Regions from separate parts of the Mus musculus genome. Here region 2 is linked to region 1. The links are chromatin loops, found by intact Hi-C in ENCODE. Cell type or tissue: left cerebral cortex. All regions are shown on one strand. Each heading gives the region's core, and the rest is flanking DNA. Links, peaks and the distances in the headings are about the cores only.

Region 1 (6,274 bases), core at 1,085-5,084:
TCATTGTTTTGTTTTGTTTTTGTTTTTAAAGCTGCTGAAGTCAAAGCCACAAAGCTTTAGCTTTTCTCTGTCCCATACAACCCCAGCCCTGTAACCACTGTGACTTACAGTCCCCAGTGTTCCTTAGCACACAGCAACTCCAAGAGGCCCTTACCTATTTGACCCATTACATTGTTTTGTTTGGAACACAAAGTACCTACCCAGTAATTCACACTGAAAATGAGATCTGCTTTCAGGCTTCTTTTTTCCTGGAACTCGGTACAGCTTGCTGATCCCTTCATAGAGATAGATATGAGAAAATAAATACACTCCAGAACTCAAGCAGAGGATGCCAAGGGACATTTTCTGAACTTGGAGAGGAGCTGAGGTCCTATAGTTTTCCCTTTGAGCTCTACAGAGGCTTAGTAATCAAGTGTGAGCCTGATAGCAAGGTGAGGACATTGTGGTAGTTATTGCACCAAGCTGATGAGATCAGAGCTCGTGAGTCTCTTCCTGAGGGTGGGAGATTGCCAAGGACAAGCTGAACCCATCATCGGGCAGGTGATTCACCAATGAAATGTAGGAACTCTGCACTAGCCAGGGCCCAGCTGGGACCTCATTTCCATCCCATACAGAGGTATGATGCTGTTGTTGGTCTACATTTTCTTGCAGAAGTCAGCAGAGATAAAGCCAGAGAGGAAGTCAGAACAACAGAATGCCTGAATACAGAGACACACGACCTCTCTTGTATCTGCTGACTCTTGTCCTAAGGGGAATTAAAGATACTGGGAAAGTTGCAGAATAAGCTTTCTGTGTTTATTTATAATGGTGGGAAAAAAGTTTTCCCTGTCACCTCATTCATGACATTCCTCCATGCATGTATATACACTCGAATTTAGGAGCCGTGGGTAACTGGAGATGGGCCTATTATTTAGGGGGTGGCATCTCACATCAGCAGAGAAGGATAAAGCAGGAAGGGTAAAATCATAATAATCTCAATAGATCAGGACCAAGAGAAGCTCCAAACTCTCCATGATTAGTGGAGGCAGCATCCGAGTCTTGGAGAGGAAACCTCGGCCCTCATAAGGAGGAATCATGGGTAAGAAGGGCGCTGGTACTGGAATGAGAGATTCCAACAGTGAGTCTTCAACCCAGCCTCCAAATACGCGTAGCCACAGCTCTGGGAAGGAAAGCCACGGGAGGCCGTACTTCTTCACATGCTTAAGTTCTACGTTCAAAGGCAATGACCTTTCCCATATCATTGTTACTTAGCTTGTCTTCTTGTGTTTGCATTGGTTTTTGCGTTTTTCAATCTGATAGGCAGAAGTATCTGTAAATATATGGTGTCCCTATATCGGTTTACTGAGCACATATTTTATGAAGACTATCTAAATGTTGGGAAGCTTCTTTGGTGAAATTTTCCAATTTAATCTTGGAAATTTGCTCGTCTATTTCTTAAAAAGTCAGTTTGTATCTGTAAGATAAATATATATAAGTATGTGTTTATATGTATGTGTGTTTGTATACAAGTATGTATGTTACATAGTGTAGTCCTACTAATTAGCCTTAAATGTAGAGCTCAATGAAGTGCCTCCTATGTGTCAGGGCTCATGCTGGAAATACACGAATGAAGCAACCAAATCTTCTTTTCCAGTTTTTTTATACCCAAGTGGCTCAGGAGCCAGATTGCTAGCTAATTAAAGTAAAGTTGAGAGAAAATGAAGAAAAGTTATCATCAGAGAATCTGGGACCCTAAATTTTCCTAAGACCCACTCAATAAGCAAACCACAACCAATCAAAATGCAGCACTGTGGATCCCAGTCTCAATGGATGTGTATACAAAAGACGCCTACACTTAAGGCTCAGGGGACAGAAGAGGAGGCAGAGAGACTGTATGAGCTTGAGGAGCAGAGAGATTTTTGAGAATCTGTCTTCTAGTAATATCAGAAATCACATTCATATAAATTATCACTGATAGGACTTGTCAAACTCTAGCTGGACAAGGGTTCTACCAATGAATAAGACAGATTAGACAGGGAAAAGCCCAGGAGGCTGAAACTCTACACAAAGAACTACGGGTAACTTAGGAAAGCCAGGAGTGGGAAAGGTGTTCTTTGAATGGAACTCATGTGTTTGAATGCTTGGACCATAGGAAGTGACACTCTTAGGTGGTATGGCCTTATTGGAGTAGGTGTGGTCTTGTTGGAGGAGGTGTGGCCTTGTTGGAGGAGGTGTGGCTTTGCTGGAGGAAGTGTGCCATTGTGGTGGTGGGCTTTGAAGTCTCTGGTGCTCAAGCTATGCTAGTGTGGCACATGAGTTGGTCTTCCAGTGCCAAGTAGTCAGCGCAGAAAACCTATAGCCTGTAATATTCTACAGGATGAAAGGTTATATAATAGAAATACATATGTATGTGTATATTTGTATGTAATAATTAGTAAAAAAAAAAAAAAAAAAAAAAAGAGGCCACGGATTTGAAGGAGAGACTGGAGAGGTATATACGAGGATGTCAGGAGAGGAAAGGAAAGGGAAAAATGTAATTAAATTACAATCTCAACAAAACCAAAAACCAAAAAAAGAATATCTCAAACTGGACATTAATGTCAATTACTTGCCATTCAGGAAACCTCATATTCCAAATCTCGGACTGATTTAAGTGTGCCTGCCCATATTATTAAATTGTTGTTATCCCCTCCTCAGCAGATTGTAAGTTTTCCCTAAATACCAGTCATTTTAAATTGCCGGGTCAGCTTGATAATACATGATAACACAGACACTTCATGAAAGTTCTCTGTTGGTTTGGGCATCGGGGGAAAGCTTTCAGAGTCAGTCAAGAAAAAGCTTTGGGAGACAGGGAAAGCTTCCCGAGTCCAGGAAAAACGTCTGGATCTCAGGATGCTAGGACTGATGTTTTATTTATTGTTGTATGCACATCTACACAGAATCCAAAAATAATCCATTGTGCCCTCGAAATATACATTCTACGCTACTTGACTTTCATAATATGCATACCGCTCACATATTGGCATGCGAAAAGCAGAACTGAATGTTCTCTATTTTCAAAACCATGCTATAATATAATAGGAATAATAAGTTTATATGATTCAGGAAGGCTTAAAAATATGCACAGCTGTGGTGGTTTGAATGGGTATGGCCCCCACAGACTCATGTGTTTGAATGCTTGCCCCATAGGAAGTGACACTATTAGGTGGTGTGGCCTCAGTGGAGTAGGTGTGGTCTTGTAGTGTGGCACACAGTTTCCTTCTGCTGCCTGGGGAACAACATGTAGAACTCTCAGCTCCTTCTCCAGCATCATGTCTGCCTACACACCACCAGCTGCCATGTTTCCTACCATGCATAATAATGGACTAAACCTCTGAAACTGTAAGCCAGCCCCAATTAAATGTTTTCCAAAGTACCTAATTAAAATAAAATTAAATTAAATTAAAAAAAAAAGAGTTGCCGTGGTCCTGTGTCTCTTCACAGCAATAGAAATCCTCACGATGACAACAGTCTTCAACTTTTAAACAAATTTTAAAAGGCAGGTTAGGATCCGGGTGGGGAGACATTGTACATGCTACAGAAGACCCCTGCTTGTTCTAGGAGCATGATTTGAAATCATCATGAAGTTCAAATAACAACAGCTCATTGAAATTTCCAACCAAAGCAAAATAAGAAGATAAGGCCAAAGAACCTGGCACTAGTCCTTCAAAAACTAATCATTTCTTCAGCATTCAGCTCATTTGTTAACCTTCTGATGGCTTGTCACTTGTGCTTCCATGTGTACATTTATTTTGTAGCTATATGTGTCAAAAACACTCTGGGCTGTGGGACTTTAAGAGTTAACGGAAAACAAAACGAATCTGCTTTTCTAAATGTTGGAATTCACTTTAGAATTTTGGGATCTTTTTTAAAGTAAAATGTGCATGCTCTGGGCTTTGAAGAATGAGATTTTAAAAGAGGGAGTTGGGGGTGAGCTAGTTAGCAGTATAGGTGGGATTGTTGAGCCAGACATCACTGAATAAGTAACATTGGAAGGGAGATTGAAGGAGCTGGGGCCCAAGCCATGCCCACACCTGGGAGATAAACAGAGGGGCAAGAATGAGGCCCTGTGTCTGGCTGGCTGGCTGGAGGGTGTAGGTGATGGTAGGGATGTGGGGGAGGAGGGCCTCAGGGATGACTGATTAATAGAGTATTTTCTTAATCATTTTTTAAATACACGTGTACACCGTCACTCTCTTCAGACACACCAGAAGAGGGCATTGGATCCCATTACAGATGGATGTGAACCACCATGTGGTTGCTGGGAATTGAACTCAGGACCTCTGGAAGAGCAGTCAGTGCTCTTAACCACTGAGCCATCTCTCCAGCCCCTGCTAGAATATTTTAATGATGACTTTCACGCTCGGAAGGCCACAAGAGCAAAACCTAGAAACTTACACACATCCTTCCAAATCAAGCAGATGGATTGCCTCGCTATTTGTCTTAAGAAAAAAGTGGTCCAACCTGCCTGCTTTTCCTTGAATAATCTTCACCTGTAATTTTTATTCTGGAGGGCATTTTTTTTTTGGAGATTTCTTTTTTGGAAACATTGTAGAAGCCATACTTGGATATAAAAACACAATAATAGACAAGAAAGTATATTTAGCTTTGCTATGACTAATACTAGAAAACTGAAAGGCAAGGTTTGCACCCTCTACTTCTCAGCTCCCATGCAGCAGGAAACAGAGTAAATTGGGAAACACAGCAGGTGGTCCTTGGGTGTGGCTATAGAAGCACCCTAAGAATAAATGTGAGTCTACTAAGTAGCGCTAGCCACCTTTCATTTGTGGTGGAAGTCTAAAGCGTTACTGATAATGTTTCACTTACCTCATTACACTGAAGACATAATAGCTCATGATGCCATTTGATTTTGCCATTTGGAACATGACACCTTGGAAACCACACCCAAGCTACACACATGTACACAGAAAGCATGTATGTGCTCAGCTTGTGTAGCATCGTGGTAGTGTTGTCATCTGCAAAATCTACATTCGAGAACACCAAAAATAAGTTATAAGAAAAAAAAAAAGTCTTTTACTGTCCTAACTCTATTGCTTTGTGTTAGGACACATCCACAGCTATCCTGGCTACATGTGACCCACTGAGACTTAGACACACATTTTATTTTTGGACAGTCCTTAGCATAGTGATAAAAGGAACCCTGTTCCTGTGTCAGCCCAGTGTTTTCCTCTCAAATAGACAGCTGAAGAGTCAAAGGTACCAAGTGACCTGAAAATTGCTGAACTTTCCCATGTTGGTTCATTGTGTGCATGTGTACACAGTGTGTTGGAGTGGTTACCTTCTATAAAGTCTCACCCCTTTCCCATCATTTTCTGACACTATAATTTGGTAAGTTATTACATATAAAAGCATGCTGCCAACTTCAGTGTATATCAATGAGTTAGTCAATACTGGACTATTACTTTAGGGGAAATGTGTCTACCCCTTCATTTATCTATCATCATACCCATACACTTGCATTTACATAGACAATAGTCTTGAATCCTAAAATAACTACCTCATCCTGGTAGTTTATATTTTCCTTAGTACGTGTGCACATGCATACAGAGAGCTGGGGTGTGTATTAAGTGACCTTGCCCAAAGAGAGCACAGGTGAGCAGACGAGATTTATACCCCAGTTAACTGGTCCCAATGCCAACGTTTCACTCCATTGCTCTGGGTCCTACCATTCATCTCTCCCATTCCTTTGTGGAAAGTCTGAAGGCGGAGGCAAGGTTGCCCTGTTTAACTGCAGACCTTGGGTGTAGGCTGATCCGCAAACATATGTGCTTAAGTTTGAAAGGCTTCTGAGCATTGATAAAGGAGGATACGAACCCTTCCTTCCCACTGGACACATCAGAGTCTGTTAAGAAGTTGGCATTTACAATGACCCGAGAGAGCAAATGACATTGTCAGCAGAGACTATTGATGAAAGGAATGAAACCTCAAATACACAAAGAACAATTCTTCAGATAAGCTCTTGCATGTGCTCTTTAAGAGTGAAAAAAAAAAGCCCTTTAAACTTTCAACTCTCAATACTAATTTCAGCATACCATTCTACTTGTTGACGTACAAGCTTAGATAATTATATAATTCAGTAGCCACAGACACAGAATTTAAAACAAAACAAACAAAGAAGAGCAAAAGACATTGAGACCCATGATGTCAGGAACATTGCCAGAAGTAGTTCATCTTATTTTTTTTTTCTCACAGTGTTTTCAAAACATTTTCAATGCAGAGTACAGATCACTTTCCA
Region 2 (6,274 bases), core at 1,152-5,151, 80 kb before region 1:
CCCAACCAGACTTTAATTCCCTGTTGTTTGAAGACTCACTAAACAGTGAGGCTCTTGTTGTGGGTGAGAGTACCATATGAATGTTGGCTACCAGGCAACCACTGTCATAAGTGACACAACTCAACCATCAACTCAACGTTTCTCCTTTTGGTGATTAAGAGAGCTTTAAGACCACAGAGGACTTAAGTAGGCTTCTGGGTGCAGCCAAATGAGTCCCTTCACCATGTCTATGAAGGAGTTCAGCGGCAGAGTAAAATGATCAGTTTGCTGTGCTTAACCATCCTGGAACTGTCAGCAGGAGATGGGGTCAGTCTTAGGATGTGCACACAGAAGGGGCACATTGCCATTCAGACATAACTGGCAGCAACTGCAATTCAACGAGCTGTGGTAGGAGCCCAGACCAGGTCTAGTCTGTGAGACAGGGCTCATCAGGTAGGCATCATGCCTGAAATAATGAGCAGTGACATCTGAACAGCCCTGTTCCTTGAAGTTCCCTCAGATCTTGAACACCAGCCCTAAAGCACCATGTTTCCTCTTTGTTTGACAAACATATTTTAGCAGGTGATGTGCTGGAATAAGTAAGCATTTTATTGCTTTATATTTAGGAAATTTAGATATTAAAATAAATTTTTATCTATGTATCTCTATATCTCTCTATAAATTTATTTATTTATTATTTAGATATCAAGATCTAGTCTTTTTTATATTTAATACTTTTTATATTTAGCATATTTAGATTTTAATTTTCCCTGACCATGAAGCTTGGTTAAAAAAAAAGGCCAGTTTCCATCAATGTCTATAGTTCCCCCTCTCTTTCAGGATACAGAAAAGGCCTATAAATATACTCAGTGGTATCTCTGCCTCTAAGCTTGGGCCTCGTTGTGATTGCTCCAAATGTGATTACTCCGGGATGCTGTTTGATACTTGACCTCAACAGGCTGCCCACTAGGCCCAGGACTTCCCTTGAACTGGGTCTCTCTCACCATTCTTTCTCGGCAGGCTTTGCACTGAGCATCTCCACGCTGAGTTCTGGAAGACGGGACCAAGGTTTCTCAGTATGTGTTCCCTATACCTGTTCTGAACTCTTCTCAGGCTGCCCAGAACTTTGTTAATTTTCAGGACCTTCCCTTCCCTCTCTTGTTCCTATGAAGTCAATGTCTGTCCTGACAGCAGGTACATCTCCTCTTTCATATTCAGATTCCTTCCCCTCCCATACTACTGATCATCAATATAGTTCACTTCATCTTAAGGTAGGAGAGCCAGGCCTTTGGGTTTAGCTTTGTGTTTGGAATATAGTAGAAAACATGTTAATTTTTATAAAGTGTGTCGACAGGGAGTTGGCTCAGGAAAACAGAAGCTTAGCAATCTTTTTTTCGTTTTCTTTTTTCTGTTTTAAACTTGGATCACCTTCAAAGAAACTGCTTCTCGGGTGGATTTCCCACTAAGTGATTTCCACTTGTCTGCTAAGTGCATGGGAATAGAGGGCTTTAAATTTACCTAAGATTTTCAAGAGCATTTTGTTGTATTATGAGTTACAAAGGAGAGATTAAGGGGACCCTACTAAGCCTTTTCAATTTCCTCTGCAGGCCACAATTTTTTATTGTGAGTGAGGGATGGTTACACGCCGGATCTAGAAATTTTGAGCAAAGGCCTCAACACTGGGAAGTTAGGGAGAACATTAGAAGCTGGCAGTCCCCAGTCATCTGTGGGGTTGACTGCCACCAGATTGCTACCTGTTGAGATCACCCGCCTGAGAAGCGGGCACAGGCTGAGGCCCACTCCTTGGTTCTTCTAGTGATCCTACCTTGATTAATACAAACTGCTAATCATTAGCCCCCGTATTTTGCTTTCAGCCAGCATAGTGGCTGAGCTCTGACTTTTCTCAGTCAGTCAGTAAATCTAATGCATAGAGGGTATTGGGGGAAGCTAACTCTAGGTGGAAAAGCATTTACTACAGTTTTTTAAATACAAAGGGGGAGGTTAATTCACACATTTTGTGAACCTTGATATTGAAGTGATTGCCGACAGGAGCCTGGCATAGCTGTCCCCTGAGAGACTCTGCCAGAGCCTGACAAATACAGATGTGGATGCTTGTAGACAACCATCAGAGTGAGTGTGGGGTCCCCAATAGAGGAGTTAGGGGAAGGACTGAAGGAGCTGAAGGGGTTTGCAATCTCATAGGAAGAACAACAATATCAACTAACCAGCCCCCCCCCCCCATGCTCCCAGGGACTAAACCACCAACCAAAGAGTATACGTACAGGGACCCATGGCTCCAGATGCACATGTAGCCGAGGATGGCCTTATCTGGCATCAGTGGTCCTGTGGAGGCTCCACACCCCACTGTAGTAGAATGCTAGGGTACTGAGGTGGGAGTGGGTGAAACTGTTGGGGAGCACCCTCATAGAACCAGGGGGAGGGAGATGGGATGGGGTTTCATGTGTGGGGGGACCAGGAAGGGGGATAACATTTGAAATGTAAATAAATAAAATAACCAACAATGACAAAAACAGAAGTTTGCTTTTCAAAGTGTTTATGCCACATCCAGAGATAGAACAAATTCACAAAATCCCATCTCATGCACCTGTTTCCAGAGAGATTCCATTTCATTTGCCGCCCACAGCCTGCTCGCTGCCGCGGCGGCCTTCCCCTGTCCCACTGGAAATAACACTGCTAAAGTCTTCTCCCTGCTTCAGTTACCAACTGCAGTCTGCATGCCTTAGCATCAGGGGTCTCTAAGTACCTCTCTTCTAAAAGCCTGCTCTTCCTGGCCCACTCTGCATCCTTCTCAGGCTGCTTTGGAAGATAGGAGGCTAACAGGCCAAATTCCCTCATCTCCACCGTGTCTCAGGTATTATTAAGTTGTGCTTCAACCTCTCTTCTGCCGTTTAAGTCGTTTTAGATCTTCAGCTTGTATGTGTGCACCTGCCTTCATGTGTGTGAGTGTGCCTGTCTTTGCTTCTTAGCCAGCTCTCTGGCTCTAACAAACCCTTCCTAGCCTCCCATCAGGTATCTTGTTCTGCTGTGAAATTTTCAGGTTTCTGTGATAACAACAAGGCTACAGGGGCACACGCTTCCACAGCCCTGACCTTTCCTAAATCAGCCCCTTTCAGGATAGGACAACAATGTGACACTAAGAAAAGAACATGAGCAGTGAGGAAGTTTGGGTCCCAGCATGGCTGAAAACGCATCTTCAGACAGCTGTGGAATCCACACAGGGAAAGCCACAAAAGTCATGAGTTTGGATCTAGTGTGATTTTGTTACCAATACTATATTGATTTGAATTTGTTGGCATTATCATTGTTTTTGAAGAAAGCATATAGACTTTTAATAAGAATAGTACTGGGAAATTGGGTTAAAATACGTCCATTCTGGTATTGAAGTTCATGAGCTGTGCAGCTTGGTATAGAATGTGGTGCTAGCATATAGTGAAGGATATGGACTAATGGACCATCATGCTTGGGAAGGTTGCTCTGAAGGTAAGCCCATACTGGAGAGTCTCCTCTATTGGGACTGCTGCCAGCTTTTAAGGCACCCAAGTGGCACCTACAAAGCTTTAAGGCCTACTGTTGTCTACTTGCCCTAGGGGATTTTGAACCAGTCAGTCCAGTGACGCCAGAGAACAGTGACATTTGAACCTCCCTCAGCTGATTCCAACTCTCAGCCACGACAGAGCCACTGAGTCCCCAAATCCTAATTTTCAAAAGTTAATCTGCACATGAGTTACCCGAGACATTGCAGACTACAGATTTCCACCTCTTGGTTGGGGCATGACCTGAGATGAACTCACTGACAGGGGCCATTTGTTCTTGGTGGCGGGGCACACCCGAGGGACCAGATTTGAGCTACCTGTCCTCTCGCTGGCTGTCCTTGGCTCATGCAACTTCATCCATAGAAACTATTCATATTCTCATGGACTCAGCCTCTGTCATTTCTATATAGCAGTAATGATGTGTGTTGATGAAGCTGTAGTGAAATTAATGACAATGGCTAATTCACTTGGTAATGTATGCTTTGTGTAGTCCTCTGGGGAGTGAACTAACTCGATGGTTTTTCCAGCATTTATGTGGAGAGACTTGCCAAGCCTAAAAAAACTCCTTCCTAATTTACACACACCCTCTGTTCAATGGCCTTACTGCTCAGTTTGAAAAGCAGTAGCATAAAACCTGGGGTGCCCCATTCTTAGAGACCAGGGGATTTTAGCCTGTAACACTGTGGGTGCTCTCAGTTTAAATGTTGGAAGAGACCTACCCAGTCCTAGAGTGCAGTAGCTCATCTGTGTCACCAAGTGGTCACATGAGATTCTAGAGTTGCTTTGATGTTTTGTAGAGCTAAGTCACACATAGTTAATGTTGTAGTTTGGTAATTTCTTTTGTCTTGTTTTGTTTTCTGAGACAGTTTCTCTGTGTAGCCCTGGGTATCCTGGAACTCACACTGTAGATCTGGCTAGCCCCAAACTCAGAGATCTGCTTGCCTATGCCTCCTGAATACTGGGGTTAAAAGCATGGGCCACCACCACCACAGCTTAATGTTGTGCTTTTAATACAAAGTAGAGTCCATTTTTATAACTTGAAAACCACACAGAGTATTGAGGTCAATGCTAACTTCAGAGTATGTACATGAGGAATCTCAGTACTGGAGTGAGAGAGAAACCAGAAAACCACTCCTGTGGAGGGAAGGTGGTGTGGGTGAAAAAGCAGATGTGTTTGTGGGAGTTCTGCTCAGAGAACAAGGCCAGGCTCCCTTCCCACCAGGACTTCCAAATGTTCTGCTTTATCCTGGCCCCAGGCTGCCAGGCTGCCTCTCTTTCTCCAGATTTAGTAGTGGTACTTTATGTCGGACACGCTCTCACACTGATCACTGTTCTCATCTCTGAGTCCTCTATAAATATTCATGGGCTATACGGCATGATCCAGGAAGCTGGTTCTCCAGTTGAATAGCTGATGCTGTGGGATAAGTAAATTATTTCCTACCCCTCAAGTGTCGGGTATGGGTTGGGTGGAGTGGGAAAGCTGACAGATTAAAAAGATCCCCAGCTGGTGCCAGGGCTGGTGTCAGCTGCGCAGTCCTCCTGCTGCTCTGACCTTTGTTTCTGTGACCTAGGTAATGCTTCTGGCTCAGAACACTTTCTGGGAGCAGGTGTTGGGAGGTAGTGAAGAGACCAGGTCCTGTCAGCAAAGCCATTGTACTGGCCTTGAGTGTTGCCTCTTGCCTGTGCCGGGTAAGACATCTAAAGTTAGGAGCTGTCTAGAGGTATCCAGTTAACAGGTGGTGAGTTAATTCCTGCCCAAGCAATAAGCAACAGTTCACCTTTATATCTGATTTCACTTTTTAAAATGAATCCGAAAATATTCAGGAAAAATTTGGGACTTATACAACTCACAAGTTTAAATTGTGCACTGTTTTGAACAGAGCGATGAGATCTCTCCCCGTGCTCAGTCCTGCTCAGGATGTCAATCACTCTTTGGTACAGTATATCAAAGTCAGATTCCCTACATCTCTGTTAGCTACTTAGTAGTCACCATGGGTGTCAGGTAGACGACCCTGGTATCCCAATACTGATGTCCAAATGACCATAATGTAGTCAATAATGGCTCCAAAGTGCAAGAATAATAATGGTGCTGGCCATTCAGACATGGCAGGTAGCACCTAAAGCAAATCCTGTAACGATGAGGGTAAGCAATCTCGATTGAACTTAAAAGAAGAGGAGGAAGAGGAGGAGAAGGAGGAGGAGGAGGAGGAGGAGGAGGAGAAGGGGGAGGAGGAAGAGAAGAAGGAAGGGGAGGAGGAAGGGGAGGAGGAAGGAGATGAAGAGGGAGAGGAGGAGAAGAAGGGGGAGGAGAAAGGGAAGAAGGAAGGGGAGGAGGAAGGGGAGGAGGAGGAGAAAGGGGAGGAGGAGGAGAAGGGGGAGGAGAAAGGGAAGAAGGAAGGGGAGGAGGAAGGGGAGGAGGGAGAGGAAGAAGAAAAGGAAGCAGAAAAGGAAGCAGAAGAGGAAGAAGAATGAATAGTCTAAATGTGCTAAGATATACAGTAATAGTGAAACATTGAGCACCCGAACGTTGGGTATCTGAGGTCTCAGAAGAATATCCCACACTGCCATAAGGTACAATGGGTAGAATGTTGCAATTCTTAATGTATCTGAAGTTATGCTACAGTGTGTGTCTTCAGAATTTTTCCATTATGCCCCTTGGTCAAAAGAAATACCCCTCAGATACATTTACCTAGCAGCTAGAGCCAAACAATTTTAAAAGTTTGTTTTGATTCCTTGGGCAT

Evidence for each region. Peaks named below come from ENCODE experiments on the same cell type or tissue, not always from the same donor. Only the 100,000 strongest peaks of a DNase experiment are listed, where the experiment ranks them.
Region 2: it touches region 1 in a loop (4-fold over the local background); 2 of 42 quality-filtered maps call a loop at or near these places.

Annotation. Positions count from the first base shown.
Region 1 is chr8:23,993,074-23,999,347 of GRCm38, forward strand. The region is part of intron 5 of Zmat4 (zinc finger, matrin type 4); the gene reads left to right. Among named protein-coding and RNA genes, the nearest start is that of Gm51564, 49 kb to the right of the region's middle. In left cerebral cortex, for the core only: no CTCF peak of the experiment used is centred there; DNase peaks (open chromatin) are centred at 3,256 and 4,723.
Region 2 is chr8:23,913,451-23,919,724 of GRCm38, forward strand. The region is part of intron 4 of Zmat4 (zinc finger, matrin type 4); the gene reads left to right. Among named protein-coding and RNA genes, the nearest start is that of Gm51564, 130 kb to the right of the region's middle. In left cerebral cortex, for the core only: no CTCF peak of the experiment used is centred there; DNase peaks (open chromatin) are centred at 2,691, 4,139 and 4,770; H3K27ac peaks cover 3,316 bases.